Linked DNA regions of Homo sapiens: regions 2, 3, 4, 5, 6 and 7 are each linked to region 1. Evidence: chromatin contacts called from ENCODE Hi-C or POLR2A ChIA-PET data. All regions are on one chromosome and are shown on one strand. The core of a region is the stretch at or near the end of the contact, and the rest is flanking DNA. Distances in the headings are between cores, read along the strand shown. Region 1 holds the start of CDCA7L (cell division cycle associated 7 like). Region 2 holds the start of ITGB8 (integrin subunit beta 8). Region 3 holds the start of CCDC126 (coiled-coil domain containing 126). Region 4 overlaps MACC1 (MET transcriptional regulator MACC1). Region 5 holds the start of GIRGL (glutamine insufficiency regulator of glutaminase lncRNA). Region 6 holds the start of TRA2A (transformer 2 alpha homolog). Region 7 holds the start of NUP42 (nucleoporin 42).

Region 1 (2,700 bases), core at 9-2,508:
CTCGTTCAATAAAGAAAAGATGAACGTCAGATCCTAAGCAGCTGAGAGGGGCTGCAGAAGGTCCTATGCGTACAGGATGCTCTACTGTAAACCTATGACCACGGTTCTAAATAGGTGTGCAACACTGTCCAGCAAACCTGCTGTGATTTCAGGACAACTTCATTTACCATTCTCCCCACTCTCTACTTCAACTCTCCCACAATTTCCACAAACTTAATTCCTCACTCTTCATATCTGAACTCTAAGAAGTATTCCCTGACCTCTATCAGATTGTCTTCCTATTTCACACCACCATTAATACCACTTGCCTTTTTTCTCATGGCATCATCGCTCCAAATTTACATTTATTTGCATCATCATTACATTTGTCATTGATAGTGGTATCAAATTAATATTAATTATAAATCTAATTTATAAAATTTACATCGTTATTACACTTATTTGCATCATTATTGTATTTATTTAGAATAATGCAATTAGGTTGGTAACTGGCTCTCAGGCTGTAAACTCCAACAGAGCAGGGGCCTGTTTTTGTTCACCCTTCTGTTCCTAGGACTAGCCCAGTGCCTGATGCTTAGTAGATGCCGGGGTCAATTCTGTTAAATTAGTCAGCATTCCTGACCTCTACAAACTCTTTGTCTGGTGGGTGTGGAGGCCTACTGTGTAATGGCCGTCTAAAGTTTCAGGCGGGTTTGCATCTGTCCACCTGGGCCTTGGTAAAGAAACCTGGGTTGCCTGTTCTGCAAAGTGAACCCTGTAGCAAATGTTTTGGGAGACAGAATCTTCCCAAAGAGAACCCTGCCCCGTTACAACAACAAAACAAAACAAGCCCCAAAGCCGCCCTACAATATTTGCCTGGATCAGAGACAGGGGTTGCAGCAGAAGCTCGCGCCCCAGGGCATGACCTGGAATAAACCCTGCCAAGTATCCAGCGCGCGTGCCAGCTGGAGGCTGCGCCGGGACAGCCCCCTCATTTCTCCCGCGCTAAACCCCGCCGGACGGCTCCACTCCCTCCCTCTGCTGCAGGGGGGAGCCCGGCGCCCTAACACTGGTAATTGCTCTTGCCGCGCCCAACTGCAGCCCCCTCTCGCGCCGCCTGCGAAGACAAGGTCAGTGGCCGCGAAGTTGGAACGTGATCGGAGCCACGAGGCCCAGTGAGGCGGCACCGAGGGGGCAGCGCAACGCGCTCCCCCTGTCCAGGGCGTCAAGTGCGCCCCTCCCGGGGCCCGCCTGTGCTCCGGGCGGAGCGCGCTAGCTGCTCGGGCGCGGGGCGTTCTTGGTGCGCCGGGCCGTGGTGAGTCCGGGCTCCCGTGGCCGCGTGCTGGGAGGAGACTGGAGCCCGGTTAGGAAGAATGGAGTTGGCGACTCGCTACCAGGTGAGGGTCCGGCCGCCCGCCGCCGTCCGGACGCACCCACAGTTTGACTTCCCTTTGCCACCCGGTCCTGCTGGCCTTGGGCTGGAAACGTGGCCCTTGGCTGCGGCACTGGGGATCTGGCGCGCCCAGCCGGTTGAGTGCCGGAGTGGGCGCGCCCTGCAGGTGTGCGCAGTGGGTCACGTTTGTGCTACGCGGACCACAGAGGCCGGTCGCCCCAGCACACAACCGCGCTCAGCCTGGCGCTCTGCTCAGTCTCGGGTGGCCGCCGGGGGTGCAGGCGGGGAGCTAGCGGGGCGCAGCGCCTGCGTTTGCAGCCCTCGTGAGACGGGGGAGGGGCTTTTTTTGTGCACTCCCCACACTTTCTCCGGGAATTGGCACAGAGATCAGGAAGCTTAAGAAAGTTGTAATTTTTTTTTTTTAACAGTCGATCGCCAGACCAGTCCAACTTGGATAATGGAGTTTAAAAATAATAACTTTAGTGTTTATTCTAGAACTTTTGTAAACGTTTTCAAGGAATTAGTAACCATTTGGGGGAAATGGTAACGTCATTGGGCCGAGTTAAACAAGCTGCAAGATCCCAAATCATATGCACAGCACGACCCCAATTACGCGTTAAGGGCCTAACTCGTCTTTAAAACTCATTAGCAAACACTTGAGTAAGTTCCCCCAAACGTTTCAGTGAGTAGTGGGAATGTGAACGTGACTTCAGTTTTCTCTTTTTACTTCTTAAAAGAGCTTTTCTCTACGTTATCGTAATGGAGATACATGTTTACTTAGAAGTAAGCAATAAAAACATTTTTCATAAGAACTAAAAATACAACCTTTAAAAAGGGAAACAAGCAGCCACGCCTCTGCTTGTGGGAGCACGGAGATGCTTTGTGCGAGGATTGTTTTTTTTTTTTTTTCCACTTGTTTTATTGAGAGTCGCGAGACTCACTGCTTCCACCTTGCTTCCGACTGGTGTTTACTTTCCTCCACCTGCGTGCCTGGCCCGGGAGAAGGGGAGGCGGGGCCGCCAGCGTTGGAAGGCGCAGAGTGCCCGGCGCCCGAGCCCAAACCGCTGTCACCTGCCCGAGTCTGGCGGCAAAGACTGAGCCACTAACGGTAGCTTTGGCCTTTTAGTAATTTCTGAAGCCTTCCTGAAAATGGTCGCTTGAGAAAAATCTGTTGTTGATGTTTCTGAGAATATTTTTAAAATGCCTCCTGTGAGATAAACTATTAAAAGCAAGGGAAACAGTAAAGCCTACGGAATGAGACAGGGTTCGATTTTTTATTTTTTGCCACTGGCTTTTACCGTGTATTAGCATCCTTTTTTTTTTTTTTT
Region 2 (2,700 bases), core at 1-2,500, 1.6 Mb after region 1:
TCTGATAATTAGTCCTTGCTGTCGCTCCAGGGCAGAAATGCTTGACACCTGGCCTCTAGGCCATCTGTGCTGGAGGACGCTGCCCCGCACCCGCCCCCTTGAAGTTCTCTGATGACCGCAACTTACCTGGCCGGGATGCTCTGGCCGGGCAGCTCTTCGTGCCAGCCCAAGACCTTTGGGGAAGAGAAGAAAACAAAACAAAACAAAACAACTTACCACCTTGGCCCAGTCCAAGAACAAGTGAAAACACCCAGGCTGCCCAGAGGAACGAGGCGGGACCTCGCCGGTCGTTTTGCAGGCAGACAAATGCAGCGGTAAAAAAAGCCAGGGCCGAGCCGCACATAATGCAAAACAGCCCGCCCCGCGCCCGCCGCCTGACTGCCTTCCGGACGCGGGCTCGCGCCTCCCGGGCGCACCTCGGGGCCCGCGGGCCGAGTGTCGCTAGGACGTTTTCCGCAGGCCTAGCAGGCGGACCCCGCGGCTCGGAGCAAGCGGTGCAGGTAAGCGGGCCCGGGCACCGCTCGGCATCTCAGGGCCCCTGCGGCCCTCCCGGCTCGGCACGGCGGGTCCCGCGGTCTCCGCGAGAAGCACCTCCTTCGACGGCCAAGGGCCCCGGCGGCGACTGGAGAGAGGGCTCTGCAAGGGCTCCGCAGCCTGCTCCGGGACAAAGAAAAGAGCTTTTGTTTCTCTCCAGCCGGTGGGGCTTCTGCTGCATAAATCAGCTTAGCGAAGAGCCAAACACAATCAAACCCAAACAAAGCCCGAAGCTGGGGGGGAAACCACCCTAATGTACATTCACTGGGTGATGCTGGATCTGTGGGAGGGGACGCCGGCGAGGTCGAGGGGAAAAAAGTCTGTGGCGCATCAATCAGCGCAGTTGCTTCCACAGGTGGGCAGGGAGGCCAACACCATTAGTTGCAGCTTTGCAGCCCCGTCTGCGGAGCAGCGGGCAAAGACAAGTCGGCAGCGTCCTGGCTGGCAAGGGAGGAAGCTCGGGATGCCAGCAACAGGGGGAGGCGGCTCTGGGAGCGCCCTAGAAGCACCCGCCGACACCCGCAGGCACAGAGCGAGGCATCGCCGCTCCCTCCCTGGCGGGGAGTGGGGCCTGCGGCTGCGAGCGCAGGAGGGGAGGTTCCGCGAGGTGCCGGAGCCCGGCTTCGCGGGGCGGGGGCTGCGTGCCCTTGTCCTTTTCGCCTCAGTGCGCGGCTCAGGCGTCCCGCAGTCCAGAGCCCGAGTTGCTGGCGCGCTCTGGGGTGCACACGGCTAGGATGCGAGAGAGGCGAGGCCGGCGATGGGCGGGAGAGGGGTGGTCCTGCTCTGGCCCCCCGGGGGGCTCCAGACCTGCGGGTAGCCGGGTGCACTCAGGGCAGAGAGTTGCTAGGAAACCTCCCCACGCTACCGGAGCGCCTCGCCTCGGCTGCCCGCAGGCGCGGCTGCAGCCCGGGCAGGAGCAGCAGTAACAGCTCGGAGCAGCGTGGGCGGGACATTGGTGAGGCATGAAGTCACCGCGGCCCACACTCGCTCTTTGTTTTGCTCACTCCAGCTCTTTCTTTTCCCCCTTGGCTCTGATAGTTGCCATTCCCATCGTTCACAAGAACTCCTGAAGCGTAGCCGCGCAACAGGAATGGCACGCCTCGTTCCCTTCTCCCTCCTCCCCCGAATCCTTGCACCCCAACGCTCGCGGGGGTGGTGGGAGACTCGCTCAGCGCCAGCGGCAGCTGCGAGCAAACCCCAATCTCTCACCCCCGCGCTGCTCGCCGCTTTGTTCGGAGATACTCACTGCCCCGCAGCTGCTGCATACAAAGTGGAGTCAAGGGACCTCCCCTGCCCCCAACGCCCTCTACTCAGCACTTTGCTTGCAGTTAGGAGCTCGTCCTCTACCCCACCACAAGGCTGCCCCGGTGTCCCTAGCCTTTGGAGAGTTGGACCAGTCTGCAGGGGCTGTTCCCGGAGCGACTGGCCGAGATTTCTCGCTGCTCCTTCTCTGCTCAAAACCTTAACCCTGGACTGGACAGCCCTGTTTTTCCCCAGCGTCTGGTGGTGGCTCTGGGCTTTTGCAAGTTACAGTGGGTCTTTTGATCTTAAGCGTCACCTTCCCAGTAAACGGAACAAAAAGTTACAGACAGCAGCAAAGCGGGGAGAGGGGAGCTAAGGAGAGAAAGTGGAAGGCACTTCTGCCTGCTTGCAGCTCAGAAATTTAGGTGCAAGTAGGGTGCGGGTGTTATGCTGGGCAACTGCCCGGAAGCAGCGCGCCTCCTCGGGTCCTGTCATTACCACGCTAAGTCGAGGGAGGGAACTCAGTCCCCCGCATTGGAAACAAGGCAGTGTTTCCAGTTTAACACGGTGATGGTTCTCTTTTCCCTCTAGGGGCAGGAGCGATTCCCATTCGAGGAGTTTGACCTCTCATTTTAATACAACACCCGCCTCTTAGAGGCAGCAGACCAGTCCAGCCAGGTCAAGGTGAAATATGCGGGAGTTTCCCCCCTTCTTATTTAATAGTTTCCGTCTCCTTATTTGTAGTTAAAAAAAAAAAAAAAAAAAAAGTAGGAGGCGCGGTCTCTCTCTTTCTTTCTGTTGACTGAGTGAATGGAAAGTACCTGGTTAATAAACCACAACATCGAAACTCCCCCTTTCAGGTGTGGACCGCACAACGGGGTGCACAGGATTAGTTAAGCAAAGCAGGAACCCAGCTGGAAAATT
Region 3 (2,700 bases), core at 97-2,596, 1.7 Mb before region 1:
TTTGCAACACATTTTAGAGTGAGAAATTATTAATCAGTGAGAAGATGCAGACAGATGTAGAAAAAAGTTGACCCAGGTTAAATATGGTGAAGCCCAGAGGCAGGACTGTAAAATACCTGGATGCCTACTCTGACGAAACAAACACTTAGCGCCTCTAAGGATTCCCAAAGGACACACCTGAGGGGGAGGGGAGAGGTGAATACTTGTACCTCTGAAGCTGATCCACAGAAAAGCAGAGTCATCAATTTCCTAAGAACATTCTCAGCCATCTTAAAACAGCAAAAATTAGGAAGACGGCATATTTTAATGAATCCTTTGGTTAGGTTTAAGATAAAGTGAAGAACACACAACCCAGGATGATTAAACAAACAAAAGCACAAAACTCAAGTCCAGAGGCCACTTCGGTCACTTCAGTCATAGCTAATGAAAGTATCACAAAGGATCTTTTCATCAAATGAAGAACTAATGACGTTATAGGTCTATATTCCTAATTCTAACCACTTACAGGTGTGTGTTTTGATGGATGAGAAAACTCAAGCTTAGAGCCTTTAAGTAACCAAGATCACCAAGGCAGGCAGTGAGAGAAACCCAGGCAGGATTCGAACCCTAGCTGGCTGAGCCATTCTCATTACCGTCACAGTCAACAATCAACACGGCAGTTTAAGTTCATCCTTACCAGTCACCCAGGAGATGAGTTTTGAAGAGGGAGTTTAAAAGGGGCATCTGACTTTCTCTCTCTCCCAAAGTAGAAGAGAACTGAGCTGTCAAAAACAGAAAAAGAAGTGAGTGCGGTGCCGCCCGGGATCTACATCCCGCAGCTCCGGACCAAGCCCGCCCCGCTCGACTCGCGCAGCCCCAGCCACGCTCGGCTCTCCGCCCGAGCCGAGGCGCCGCGGCTGTCAGACGCGGAGGGGCAGAGACGCGGCCCAAAGGAAGGGACAAAGAGCCTTCCCGGCCGCGGCCGGAGGCTGCCGGCCCGTTCCTAAGCCGGGTTTCCGCAGCAGCGGCCCTAGCGGGGCGGGGACCGGGGACGGGGGCGCGGCGGGGGAGGAGCGGCCGGCTAGGCTGAGGGGCGCGCGAGAGGTGCGGGCCCGGCTGGCGGACTCGCCCCTTACTCATTACCTGGCCGTGGGCTTCTCGTCACGGTCGCCGCCGCCACGGAGCTTCTGAGCCGGGGCGACGCAGCGAGAGCTAATAAGCGGGCGTCAGCTGCGTCCCACACTGGCGAAGCAGCCTCCAGATCGAGCTGGAGAAACGCCGGTGGGTGGGAGTTGGGACGAGGTTTGTTCCCAGCTTGTGGAGATTTTACTCCGCTCGTCCCTCGCACTCGGCTTCCGCTCCGCCTCCCTGCCGGCCCTTCCCGCACTCGGGGGCCAGCCGCCCGCGGCGCGCGGCATTGTGGGGGATGTAGTCCCAGAATGAGGAAGCGGCGGCACGTGCTTCCAGCCGCCCTGCACCTACCCTGGGTCAGAACGACGCAGCTGCGCGGCAACCAGAGAGGGCGGCGGGGTCTTCTGTGTTGGAAGATGAGCCCGCCAGAGGCATACCCTCGGCCTTAACTCGCTGCAGGCGCTGGAAGAAGGGCTCTGGCGTCTTGTTCCCGACCCTCCGGTGAGGAACCAACCTCCTAATACTATTGACCTGAGGCTGGGAAAGCTTAGTGATGATTAAGTGTGCTACAGATGAGACTACCCATTATTGAAGCCAAAGGTCCTTAGCCAGTGGAGTGAGGCAAGAAAAATAAAAGGATTGAAGATTAAATAGGAAGAAACAAAATTATTTTTTCATAGATTATGTAATTATGTACGTGGAGGCCGGGCGCCGTTGGCTCATGCCTGTAATCCCAGCAGTTTGTGAGGCCAAGACGGGAGGATCACCTGAGGTCGGGAATTCGAGACCAGCCTGGCCAACATGGTGAAACCCCGTCTCTACTACAGATACGAACTTAGCAGGGCGAGGTGGCGGACGCCTGTAATTCCAGCCTCTCGGGGAGCTGAGGCGGGAGAATTGCTTGAACCCAGGAGGCGGAGGTTGCAGTGAGCTGATATCGCGCCACTGCACTCCAGCCTGGGCAACAAGAGCAGAACTCCGTCTCAAAAAAAAAAAAAAATTGTTTGTGGCACTTCAAAACAATCTGCAGATAAACTGTTAACAATAAAAGTTTTTAACAAGGTTAATAGATACAAAAATCATATTTTAAAAAATCAATATTTATTTATATATGCTAGTAAAAAAGATAATTTTTTTAAAGATACCATTTCCAACAGCTCCAAACAAATATCAAGTACCTAGGAATAAATCGATCAAAGAAATGCAAAACCTGCCTGAAGAAAACATTGGAAGACACTGAAGAAGACCTAAATAAAGATGTAACATGTTCATAAATTGGAAGAGTCAATACTGAAAAATGCCAAGTCTCTCCAAACCTACCTACAGAGCCAGTGCAATTCCCAACAAAATCTCAATAAATTTCTGTGTATGTGTGAGAAACTTGACAAGCTAATTCAAAATGTTATGGAAGAGCAAAGACAAGCATTCATGAGGAAGAGGAGGAAGAAAAAAAAAGAAGAGGAGAAGGAGTGGGAGGAGGAAAACTTGTGCTACCGGATAACAAGCTTTATTATAGACTAGGCACGGTGGCCCATGCCTATGATCTCAGCACTTCGGGAGGCTGAGGCAAGTGGATTGCTTGAGCCTGGA
Region 4 (2,700 bases), core at 176-2,675, 1.7 Mb after region 1:
ATGCAAAATGATATTAAAAATGTGCAGCAGTGAGTATGGCATGGACACTTGACCTGTCAGAATGGATGCTGGCCAGTGTATGGTACTCAGGTATTCTTACTGGATATCCACCCTGCCTGGAAGCAGAGAATAGGCATGAAAATATTGAATGGCTCTTAGAAACTTCCAGGATTAGATAGCACCCATGTTTCTAGCTGGGGTTGTGGGGGATATCTCAGGTATCTGACTGTGCATCAGTGAAAAGATTTCTTCTGGCTCCAGCAAAAAAAGAAATCAGGTGCTGATGGTTGAGTGCATTACTTCATCCCCCTTCTTAGGTAATTACATCACTCTGTCTCTCATGTCTTGTGATGAGTTTGGCAGTTTCCTAAACTAAAAACTTCCTGTAATTAACCTACGCACTCTTGCCTGTTAAATTTTGACAACAATTTACTTTCTCTTCCAGGATTTGTCGTTATGACCAGTAAATTGGTAGGAAATACTGATATCAAAGGTCTCCCAGTAACCTCTTTTTTCCTTGGAAGTCATCGTGTGTTTTCTTTGGTATTTATCAGTATTTTGAAGTATAACTTAATAGTGTTTGTTAATGAGGGATATAACTGTTATCTCTTTATCTATAACTGTCCATTTCTAGTAATCTAGTAATCTTTTAAATCTTTTAAATCTACTAATCTTTTAAATCTAGTAATCTAGTAATCTTTTAAAAGATTCTTCGTGTTTTTTCAGTTAGCCCCTGTATTTCCTTTCCCCAATAAAACTGTTATTCCCACACACTCCTAGGTGTTTATTGTGAATAAATATTTTATTATGAATTTTATTTATCTTCATCTGTAAAAGGAAATACATATATATGTATGTATATATACATACATATGTACACACACACACACACACACATAATGGTATAGCCACTTGTTTATCTTTATTCTCTATCTTGTTAATAATTGTATAGGATTTGGCTAATTCATTTGAGCCTTAAAACTTGGTTTGCAAGGTCGTTTTCCTTTATAAAAGCATGTATAACTCACTACTTTCTGATTGATTCATTTTATAGAACATTTAATTTTATTGTTTAAATTTATTTTTAAGATATCTGTTTTTACTTTAAAAATAAGTTTTTCTTAACTTTAAGAACAAGAAAAAGGTAAAGATTTAAAGTGAATTCTTCATCAACATTTTTGAATGACTCTGTACTCTTTGACTCACCTCTGTGAGTTCCTCTTCATTCACTTTGGTTTCTAATTTCATGTTAGTAAGTGCTCTGCTCTCTCTGTGTGCTTCCTGTTTCATTTGAAGACTTCCTTATTCTGTCATTTCATCCTTATTTCAGAGCATGCCTTCCTGATGATTATGTGACAAGGGTGTGGGTGGAGGATAGTGGTGTTGGAGAGGGCAGGTTGGTTTCAGGCCAAGTGGTTGCCAAGGCATCCATTCTGCCAATCAAGGCAAGCTGAGTGCTTCGCTGCTTTCTTCTGGGTTGAACTGAAGCCTCCAGTACTATCACACACACCAGGTCCCTTCTCCATGTAATATACATAATATTGCTTTAGATAGCTTTGGCTAGGACAATGCTTACTTTTTCCATGAGTATGAACAGGAGAAGATCAAACCTTGCCAACTCTTTATCTGTGGATCACATTTCTACCTTAGTAGCTAATAATTTTTCCTTCTCCTCACAGATTTCTTGTGCAAGCCTTGTATGAACCACATAATCTGTGTCTGTCTCAATTTCTTATCTGCAAATGGAGCTAATAACATTGGCTGCTTTTCTCCTGAGATAGTCCTGAGGATTAATAAGCTGGCTTTCAAAAGCACAAGTGTCTAAGATGATAGGCCCTCCATAAATTCAAATTACTATTATTGCCATTCTCCTTACATACTGGCAGCTGAATAATACACTCGCATAAAATATTATATTTACATAGACCTTTACATTTTGAGAAGTATTTTGTAACATTAACTTAGACAAGCCTTTCTCTCTGCACAGTCTCAGCACCACTCTTCTGTGGATAAAAGATTTGTTAGGCATCCTTGGTGGATCTCTCTTTTTCATTGAGTCTTCATTGTTTTGCCAATTCAAGTTACTATTATTATTTTTTAGTCCTATTCTGTCTCTGATTTGAAGGAATTGTTCTACATCAAGTCTCCTTGTGGTGCATGGGATTTATTCTTTAGATTGAATTAATTAGAAAATATACAAGTAATTTTGGCTTATAAATTGATAACCCTGTAAAAATCTTGCCTTGTTAGAAAGCGACAGAAGAAATTATAGGCGAGGCTGAGATCTAAAAGGAGAGCTCCAGAATGGAGGCTTGGACCAGGGGCAGACCAGGAGCTTATCAAGATACAATTGAATAATCAAAGGGTGGAGCCTGGACAAAATGTTTACTTGTCTGGTAAGCCTTAAATGTTTACATTGGCCAATTGATCCCCTTTCATCTTCTCTTGCCCACTAGGAGACCAACATCCATTAAACTCTAGTTTTTGGCAGTCCTGTTCTGTTCATTGTTTATATCCTGGACTAGCATGATATGCTTGGCTCTTTATCCCTCTATGATCTCCCATGCTGTCTGTGGATCTGATGCCTAATTCTGGTTCAGAAAAGCCCCTGGGACTTTACTTAGGCACCAGTTTAGTGCCTGGTTTTCCCAGCTCCCATGAAAGGGGATAAAACATTGCTTTGATCAATATCTCTTTGGT
Region 5 (2,700 bases), core at 83-2,582, 1.7 Mb after region 1:
GTAAGACTGCATAGGTACACACACACCCATGTAAACCAATGAAATGAGATATACAATGTGTTATGAGAGGAGCAGATGCAATATTATGAAATTGATTAGGAGGAAGAGAATAACTCAGATTAAGACAAACTGAGAAGGACATCTTGAAGAGTGTTTTTCATTGAGCTTTGGAAAAAATGAAATCTCTGAACATTTCAAGATGAGCAAAAATGGTTTCAGGGAGGAGAAATGCCATGCAGAATGCCCTCTGTAGGGTTTGGGGAAATTAAGAACCATTTGTTTTGGAAATAATATAATGACATAAAGGAAAGCTAGGTTCTAGTAGAGAGTTGAGGAACCTGTGACAAAAAGAAACAGAACAGCTCAGTTTGGATTGTGGGATGAGTCAAGGGGAAACTTCAAAGGGAATCTGGGTGGATTAGGTGATCTGGCAGCATGAAGCCAGGGATGCATCAGGGAGGAAGGGGTGGTTAGAACAGTAGGAGAGAAAGTGCAGAAAAGGGAAAGGAAACTTTTTCTTTGTCACCATTCTGCCATCTACTTACATTAGATGAATCCTTCTATTATGTTTCTGAACCCAGACCCAGCCAGGACTTGTCTCTATTCATTTTCTGGGCTGTGTCTAACAGGAGATAATAGGCTAGAGAGAGATGCTGTATGAACAAATAGAGAAACACATTTGTTTTAAACATTCTCTGTTGCTGATGTTGGAAAAAAATGTGAAACAATTATTGCACATTTCATTTCACTAAGTTTTACCTTTTTTCCCCTTTCCCCTAATTTTCTCTTTCTTGAATTTTGAACAAAATACACAGAAGGAAAACACAAAACACAGAAATGGAAAGTAAAATGGAAGAAAATATCAAGAAAACTTTATTCTTGCTTATATTTTAAAAGGCACATTTTAAAGTGTTATCTTAAAAATCCAGAGCATTTTAGAAGATGAAATGCCAAAAGGTCTCCATTATGTCTATATGTCTATGTCTTTGAGTGACAATCACAGTGCTGATGTAGAGGGAAAGGGGGAACTAGTTAGACACTGTCACTCACCTGGGAAGGCTTTATTCACCTGTTCCACAGGGCAGTGAGGCACCTTCAGCTCTGAATCACCGAAAGAGAATCTGGTGGGGCAAGTTCCAGCTGCATGAGGATTTGCTTGCATAAATATTTTTTACTTATTGCTAACACTGAGGGTGCCTTCTTACTCCCTGGCAAACATTAAACCACTTTTATTTCCTTTCATGGAAATAAGATTATATTTACAGATGGTTCTTAGATATACTCACCTGATTTTTTTTTAATTGCTTTTCCACCTGCTTCCCCTTTCTTCTTAGGGTGAAACTCTAGCCATACGCCCTCTTCTGGTTTCGGGTGAGGAGCCTGAATTGTGGGTATCGTAGTTCTCTTGCCTTTTGGGGTTTCTAGTTGGGCAGCTTTGGAGCCACAGTGGTAGAACTTCAAGTCCCAGGTGGCTCAGGAAGCAGGGGTGCAGTTGCCTGCCTGCATACGGAGCAAGGCATGTTTGAAGAGTACCCGGGTTTGGTAGAGTGACTTCTATTCACTAAAACCATGTGTCTGAACTGAAGAAGCTTGGGCTCACTTCCACAAATGTAAGTGCTGATTTTTTAAAAATAATATTCCTTTCACTATTGATATGTGCTACACACTAGGAAGTTGTATAATTTCCAGAAAAATGTAACAAACCAGCTGCTTAACAAATCAAGCCCTGCTTAAATAAAGGGAAGGTAACTGGTATTCTGTGGGCTTATGGGACATGTGTTAGAATAAACCTCATGACATAGAATAGAATAATACCTTGAGACATGGTTTAGAATAAAGTAGTTTATTTTAAAAAAAAGGAGGAACCCAGGTCACATTAACCATCAAAGGCAAAAACAAAACACTCTATGAGTTGCTTAAAATATGTAGATGGCTGAAATCCCCTAAAAACTTTAAATATCTCAAAAAGCATACAGGTATGTTAAAAAGACTGTGCTTTGAAGATAGATAAAGTTGCAATCAGCAGCCCCACTGCTTATTAGATTTATGACCATTGACAAGATGTTTCACCTCGCAAAGTCTCAGTTTCCTCATCTGTAAAGTGTGTGTGCATAACCTACCTCATTAGGTTAATAGCATTAAATTATGAATAAAAGATAATCATGTAATTAAGTTAAGGGGGTCATTAAATTAGCACAGTGCATTGTACTGAATAGACAGATGATACATGATGGAGGGTAACTTGGCTTCATCCTAATTAAGTTTCAATTAAGCTTGGAAAACACACCAAAGAAACAAAAAGACAAATACTGGATGATTCAACTTACCTGAGGTATCTGGAGTAGTCAAACTCACATAAATGATACTTAGAATGGTAGTTGCCAGGGGCTTGGGGGAAGGAGAAATGAGAGTTGTTTAATGGATATAGAGTTTCAGTTTACAAGATGAAAACACTTGGAGACTGTACAATAATGTAAATATATTTAATACTATTGAACTTAAAATTTGTAAGTGTAAACACTTACAAATGGTTAGGATGGTAAATTGTATGTTAAGTTTTTTACCACAATTAATAAAGATAGATTTTAAAAAATTTATTTTTAAGATCAAAAAGCATGTAGTGAAAATTCCAATGCCTTCCATTTATTAAAGGTCTTCCTAATTTCCTAAAAATGTCTTAAGTCTATATTCAGTGGGTCT
Region 6 (2,700 bases), core at 38-2,537, 1.6 Mb before region 1:
AAAAAAATTTAAGATGAAACTAATTTTTAAAGTTGCATTACACAAGTAAAACTCATCTCAGAGATTATTACTATGATTGGGAACCAAGTTGACAGATTTGGGAGGTCTTCACTGTGAAGCTTTATGGAAATATCTAAGTCAAAAAAACTAGTAGGGAGCTAAGCATTATAAAAAAAAAACTACACGGCTGTCTCTAGGAGGGGGAACTGGAGCAGGGACACGAGGCAAGGAGCAGCGGCTTTGCATCATAACCTCATCTGTGCATGTACTACGTCGACATTACACAGGGCAAATATGGAAGAAAAGTAATACAGTCAGCTGACAACGTGCCCCCCAAAAGCCTGTTATATATACACGATTCCAGCCGGGCGCGGTGGCTCAGGCCTGTAATCTCAGCACTTTGGGAGGCCGAGGCGAGCAGATCGCTTGAGTCCACAAATTCGAGACCAGCCTGGGCAGCATGTCAAAACCCCATCTCTGCAAAACACACAAAAATTAGCCGGGTGGGCCGGGTACGGTGGTTCACCCTTGCAATCTCAGCACTTTGAGAGGCCCAGGCGGGCAAATCACCTGAGGTCAGGAGTTTGAGACCAGCCTGTCCAACATGGTGAAACCCCCGTCTCTGCTAAAAATACAAAAATTAGCCGGGCGTGGTGGTGCATGCCTGTAATCCCAGCTACTGGGGAGGCTGAGGCAGGAGAATTGCTTGAACCTGCGAGGTGGAGGTTGCAATGAACCTAGATAGCGCCACTGCACTTCAGCCTGGGCAACAGAGTGAGACTCCGTCCCAAAAAAGAAAAAAATTAGCCGGGCGTGGTGGCGCGCGCGGGAGCCTGAGGTGGGAGGATCGTCTGAGCCCGGGAGTTTGAGGCTGTGGTGAGCAGTGATCGCTTCACTGCACTTCAGCTTGGGTGACAGAGCGAGACCCTGACTCAAAAAATAAACAAACATAAAAAAACGCTTCCAATGTTTTGTTCCCTTACATCAGAATCCACTTGGACAATATTTAAAGGGGCTAAGGTCATATAAGGCTCATCTGGCGACTGAAAAGTCTTCAAAGAGGTTGACGCGTCCGAGGTGAGTCTGAAGTTTGGAGGACAGCACGGGACCGCGATTCCAAGGCGCCCAGGTTGAGAGCGCAGGCCGCCCGCCAACCTCCACCCTCGCTCCAGGCCCAGCCGACACAAAGCCTCGCGGGAGGTGGAGCCTCGTGACGTCACAGAGACGCCCGCCCCCTTTACGTCGTGCTCTGAGGAGGCCAGGAGATTTCTGGCGGCGCCGGCGCCATTTTGCTGGAGCCTGCGACCGAGTGGGAGTGGAGTGGAGCGGCTGTGGTTGCCGACTCTTTCCTCTTCCCCACGGTCCAGTCAGCGGGTTAATTAGGCCATCGGCCCTCGAGCCGAGACTTGTCTCTTATTTAGTTCTGGGGAGCGCCTCGTCGACATGAGTGATGTGGAGGAAAACAACTTCGAGGGCAGAGTGAGTACAAAGCCGCGGGAGCCGTCTAGGCGGCGGCCCAATGCTCGGGGTTTCACGGGAACAAGCGCGGTCGGGCGGGGTTGCGGGTAGTCCCGCGAGGAGCAACCTCTGGAGCCATCGCGATTGATTCCTCCCATCCCAAGATGGCTTCTGGGTTCCACTCCTTCCCCAAACACCACGGATAACACCCCTCCCCCTTTTTTGGAGGCTGACTGATACCTGGACTTCTGGGTCCTCTTCCCTCCCCGCCCCCGCATTGCTTCCTCCCTTCTCCCCACCCCTGAGGCTTCCTTATGTCTGCTCCGAGGTGTGGGTCCCCGTCGCGGTTGGGCGGGAGGAGGCGGCAGGGAGCTCCCCTCCGTCCGGATAGTGGTAGGTGCTTCCTGCGGTGGCATTTCTGGCGACCCCGAGCATCGTAGAGGGTCTCGGGATCGAAAGTGCGCGGGGCTGCTTTCCGGGCGGGGAGAAGCTGGCGTGGGACTAGCTGGGGCCTGTGTCTCCTTGGCTCTCTATTTCAGTGAGCGGCCGCGTCTCTGTTGGAACCGGCGGCGTTGCGTCTAAAAAGGCGAAAGCCTTGAGGTTGAAGGTGGGACGAGCCTAATGAAGTGGTTAGTCAACGACCGCACCGACCCTTAAGCGTTCTTAAGACGAGAGCTGTGAGGGGAAACTACGCAAGGAGCCCTTTTCCCTTAATGTCCCTTCGACTTTCCTTTCACTTCGAAATGAATGTGGAAATGCTGTCACGCCTTATTTTTCTAATTCCTCGATGTTGGGTTTTTTCTCTTCTTTATATCTCAACTTTTAATGCTCTTCTTCCTATGACCTTTCATCTAAAAACTGACCACTCCTTTACAGGTTTTTACGGTAAAAAAAAAAAAATCTGTCTTTCTTTAATCTTACATAGCTGAACGAATTCATTGGCTCAGTATTTTTAAGATAACTAGTCAGTATATACTGTTCTGTAACTTAAAAGATGACCTGAAAATTAACAGGCCCTCTCCCATTTCTCTTCTCACTCTATCCCCCACCGAAGAGGGCTCAGAAAAAAGTTTTTATTAATATATTTGGGGTCGGAGAAATACAAACATCACAAAGAATACGATATCCCCAGCTTAAATGTACTGGAACGTTTGTCAGTGAGTTTCATTTCCAAAGTTTACCCTACATAGGGAATTGTAGAAGTGAGTTAGTAGAAGTGAGTTCGTGTGAAACCCTGGAAAG
Region 7 (2,700 bases), core at 172-2,671, 1.2 Mb before region 1:
CGGGAGTATCACCTTAGGTCACGAGTTCGAGACCGGTATGGCCAAAATGGCAAAACCCTGTCTCTACTAAAAATACAAAAATTATCAAGGGCATGGTGGCGGGCACCCGTAATCCCAGCTACTCGGGAGACTGAGGCATAAGAATCGCTTGAGCCTGGGAGGCGGAGGTCGCAGTGAGCCGCCTGACTGAGAGAGCAAGACTCCGTCTCAAAATAAAATAAAAAAATAAAGGTCAGATGAATAGCCCTAAAGGAGGGGAAGGAAGGGAGACAGCACCGAATTATTAACCCGATCTTTAAAAATCTTGTGTTGTTCTAAGGTTTCATGTCTAATCTCTCCTTTCCTTGAAGATAAAAAGCTTTGACAATGATCTAGGCCCAGGGACTAGATCAACGTGGCCCCCGCATCTCCTTTCCTCACCTCCCGGATAGCCCTTAACTGGGCGTCCCACATTCCCAATTTCACCCCAAATTTATGAGCAGGTGCATTTTTGCGGTATGGCTCTATAGGTTTTATTAGATTTTCTTTTTTTCTTTTCTTTCTTTCTTTTTTTTTTTTTGATAGTCTCGCTCTGTCGCCCAGGCTGGAGTGCAGTGGCACGATCTCGGCCCACTGCAACCTCCACCTCCCGGGTTCAAGCGATTCTCCTGTCTCAGCCTCATGAGTAGCTGGGATTACAGGCGCGCGCCACCACGCCCGGCTATTTTTTTTTTTTTTTTTTTTTTTGGTATTTTTAGTAAAGACGGTGTTTCACTATGTTGGTCAGGCTGGTCTCAAACTCCTGACCTCGTGATCCGCCCGCCTCGGCCTCCCAAAGTGCTGGGATTACAGGCGTGAGCCACCGCCCGGCCGGTTTTATTAGATTTTTTCAAAGAAGTCCACGACTTCTCCAAAATGAAGTCCTGATTCTGACCCAAGCTGCTAGCCTCACCCTCGAAAAAACAACTTAGTAAAAATTATATTCAATTCCGGCATTTACCTACAAGGTAGTTTCGATAGGTACTTCCGATTTAAAAACTCAGTTTCGCACAAGCATCCAGGCCCAAACCCAGGTCCTCAGAAGCTCAATAAAAACGGACCACATGAATAATATGTAGATAAAACCCTCGGTTTAAAAACGTTGTGCAGGGCCCAGTAGGGCCGGCAAGGCCGCGACGCGGGCACGTTGGGGTCACCAGCAGCGGGAAACACGCGGGACGCCCGGTCCCCGCCGGCGGACCCTTCCCGGCTCGGTTACCGCGGAGGATTCAGAGGAGAGTCACCTGAAGGCTGCTGCTGCGGTTGCTGCCGTCCTCCTCCTGCACCCCTAGCACCGGGATGTTCGTTCCAGCACCGATCTCCAAAGCGGCACCGGCCTTGAAGGAAGAATTGACAAATGGCCATTGCGACGGCGTCGCTGACGGAGGGCGTCTTCAGTCTGCACCGTTCGATGCCTGTTACTGGGCAGAGAGCCCTAAGGCAACCTCGGCGCCCGGCCGGGCTACTGTGACGTCATCTTCTCGCGCCTGGGAAGGCCTTTTTCCGCCTCTCACCCGGCAGTGCCATGAGACGCATGGACTTGAGCCAATAGGACTTGAGAAGAGCGGACCGCTCTGACGCTTTGAGTGTGTCCTGGGAAGGAGGGATGCTTGAACGGTTACGTGAAGACCGGAGGCGCGTTTGACCCCGGTGCAGGGCCTCGGACTACAGGAAGGCTGGAGGTCCAAAATGAGAGGAAAGCGGAGCAAGCAAACGCAGAACTTCAGCAAGGCCCTCAGAGGAGAATTAGCTATGATTTGAGAGACTGAGTCGTTCTTGCTGAGACGGTAAAACTTAGCTTGGGCTGAGAAAGTAACAAACTGCCTAGCCTTTCATCTGGATGGATAACAGAGTCAAATAAAGCCAGACGACGTTAAGAGGAAACAATGTTTCTTTTAGGACATGCTGCAACGGAAAAGTATTACCACTTAAGTACATTCTTACTACACACTGAGAAACCTTGTTATTTCTTCTTTTTTTTTTTTTTTTTTGAGACGGAGTCTCGCTCTGTCGCCCAGGCTGGAGTACAGTGGCAGAGCTTGGAGGCAAGCTCTGCCTCCAAGGTTCATGCCGTTCTCGTGCCTCAGCCTCCCGAGTAGCTGGGACTACAGGTGCCCGCCACCACGCCCGGCTAATTTTTTTGTATTTTTAGTAGACACGGTTTCACCGTGTTAGCCAGGATGGTCTCTATTTTCTGACCTCGTGATCCGCCCGCGTCCGCCTCCCAAAGTGCTGCGATTACAGGTGTGAGCCACCGCGTCTGGCCGAAACCTTGTTCTTTCAAGTCCACATAAACGTTGCTATTTGAAATTATATCAGAACGAGTGAAAAGTCCCATCCTTGCCTGGAGGATCTAAGTCTCTTTGACGCAGAGAAGCAGCCTCAATTTCTATCCAGGTGTAGAGCTTCAGATAAACGGTTCTGAAAACATTCTGTATTTTCTTAACTTTGCAGTTTCCAAGGAAACATGCCCTACATTCAATTCTCGTCCAGACCTGATGTTAATGCCTTTACACACAGCTATGCTTTGAGATTTCATTTAAATTTCACCTAAACTTCACTCTCCCCGCCAAAACATACAATAACTACCTTTTATTTTGTACGGTGAGACACACCACAGCTCCTCTGGTGTGCAGTCTTCTTGATTGCAATAAGTCAATAGATCTGACTTTGTTGGATTAC

What was found. Hi-C counts contacts between places; a loop is a spot of excess contacts on that map. ChIA-PET counts read pairs that join two places held with the same protein, here RNA polymerase II (POLR2A). Pooled maps may share reads with other maps.
Region 2: a loop to region 1 is called in a pooled map, with 6 times the contacts of the local background. The contact joins the promoter of ITGB8 here to the promoter of CDCA7L in region 1. A Hi-C loop is called at or near these places in 1 of 37 single-sample maps with no recorded cell type and 6 of 50 pooled maps. POLR2A ChIA-PET finds 5 or more read pairs at or near these places in 1 of 52 experiments (MCF 10A).
Region 3: a loop to region 1 is called in a map of B cell, with 12 times the contacts of the local background. The contact joins the promoter of CCDC126 here to the promoter of CDCA7L in region 1. A Hi-C loop is called at or near these places in 2 of 168 maps with a recorded cell type or tissue (B cell and PC-9), 2 of 37 single-sample maps with no recorded cell type and 11 of 50 pooled maps. POLR2A ChIA-PET finds 5 or more read pairs at or near these places in 2 of 52 experiments (GM10248 and activated B cell).
Region 4: a loop to region 1 is called in a map with no recorded cell type, with 6 times the contacts of the local background. The contact joins the enhancer-like site here to the promoter of CDCA7L in region 1. A Hi-C loop is called at or near these places in 2 of 37 single-sample maps with no recorded cell type and 2 of 50 pooled maps. POLR2A ChIA-PET finds 5 or more read pairs at or near these places in 1 of 52 experiments (common myeloid progenitor, CD34-positive).
Region 5: a map of OCI-LY7 shows a loop between it and region 1 (4-fold over the local background). The contact joins the promoter of GIRGL here to the promoter of CDCA7L in region 1. A Hi-C loop is called at or near these places in 1 of 168 maps with a recorded cell type or tissue (OCI-LY7), 3 of 37 single-sample maps with no recorded cell type and 3 of 50 pooled maps. POLR2A ChIA-PET finds 5 or more read pairs at or near these places in 1 of 52 experiments (common myeloid progenitor, CD34-positive).
Region 6: a loop to region 1 is called in a pooled map, with 17 times the contacts of the local background. The contact joins the promoter of TRA2A here to the promoter of CDCA7L in region 1. A Hi-C loop is called at or near these places in 3 of 37 single-sample maps with no recorded cell type and 9 of 50 pooled maps. POLR2A ChIA-PET finds 5 or more read pairs at or near these places in 1 of 52 experiments (Panc1).
Region 7: a loop to region 1 is called in a pooled map, with 6 times the contacts of the local background. The contact joins the promoter of NUP42 here to the promoter of CDCA7L in region 1. A Hi-C loop is called at or near these places in 3 of 37 single-sample maps with no recorded cell type and 6 of 50 pooled maps. POLR2A ChIA-PET finds 5 or more read pairs at or near these places in 1 of 52 experiments (activated CD4-positive, alpha-beta T cell).

What each region holds. Positions count from the first base shown.
Region 1 is chr7:21,944,457-21,947,156 of GRCh38, reverse strand. CDCA7L (cell division cycle associated 7 like) reads left to right here and starts at 1,258. Exons shown (of 10, transcript NM_018719.5): 1 at 1,258-1,376. The coding sequence starts at 1,353. RefSeq lists enhancers at 660-909, 594-1,304, 1,300-1,449 and a silencer at 1,590-1,639.
Region 2 is chr7:20,329,450-20,332,149 of GRCh38, reverse strand. ITGB8 (integrin subunit beta 8) reads right to left here and starts at 1,250. Exons shown (of 14, transcript NM_002214.3): 1 at 217-1,250. The coding sequence starts at 343. ITGB8-AS1 (ITGB8 antisense RNA 1) reads left to right here and starts at 388. Exons shown (of 3, transcript NR_110120.1): 1 at 388-500; 2 at 2,637-2,700. RefSeq lists silencers at 290-529, 1,000-1,389 and enhancers at 1,470-1,759, 1,860-1,929, 2,017-2,629.
Region 3 is chr7:23,596,028-23,598,727 of GRCh38, reverse strand. CCDC126 (coiled-coil domain containing 126) reads right to left here and starts at 1,346. Exons shown (of 4, transcript NM_138771.4): 1 at 1,123-1,346; 2 at 677-761. LOC105375187 (a long non-coding RNA gene) reads left to right here and starts at 1,403. Exons shown (of 2, transcript XR_927098.2): 1 at 1,403-1,611. RefSeq lists a silencer at 865-1,104.
Region 4 is chr7:20,198,221-20,200,920 of GRCh38, reverse strand. The region is part of intron 1 of MACC1 (MET transcriptional regulator MACC1); the gene reads left to right. Among named protein-coding and RNA genes, the nearest start is that of MACC1, 18 kb to the left of the region's middle. RefSeq lists enhancers at 1,391-1,490, 1,521-1,570. Within about 2 kb of position 1,425, at least 14 of the 41 ENCODE cell types and tissues checked have a DNase peak (open chromatin) inside an H3K27ac peak, as active enhancers do.
Region 5 is chr7:20,216,209-20,218,908 of GRCh38, reverse strand. GIRGL (glutamine insufficiency regulator of glutaminase lncRNA) reads right to left here and starts at 1,332. Exons shown (of 4, transcript NR_134569.1): 1 at 1,287-1,332; 2 at 546-653. MACC1 (MET transcriptional regulator MACC1) reads left to right here and starts at 1,525. Exons shown (of 7, transcript NM_182762.4): 1 at 1,525-1,610. RefSeq lists an enhancer at 501-1,700.
Region 6 is chr7:23,530,568-23,533,267 of GRCh38, reverse strand. TRA2A (transformer 2 alpha homolog) reads left to right here and starts at 1,287. Exons shown (of 8, transcript NM_013293.5): 1 at 1,287-1,479. The coding sequence starts at 1,444. RefSeq lists enhancers at 49-548, 908-1,027, 549-1,050, 1,198-1,417, 1,428-1,477 and 3 more.
Region 7 is chr7:23,180,769-23,183,468 of GRCh38, reverse strand. NUP42 (nucleoporin 42) reads right to left here and starts at 1,421. Exons shown (of 7, transcript NM_007342.3): 1 at 1,263-1,421. The coding sequence starts at 1,383. RefSeq lists enhancers at 1,057-1,126, 1,227-1,826.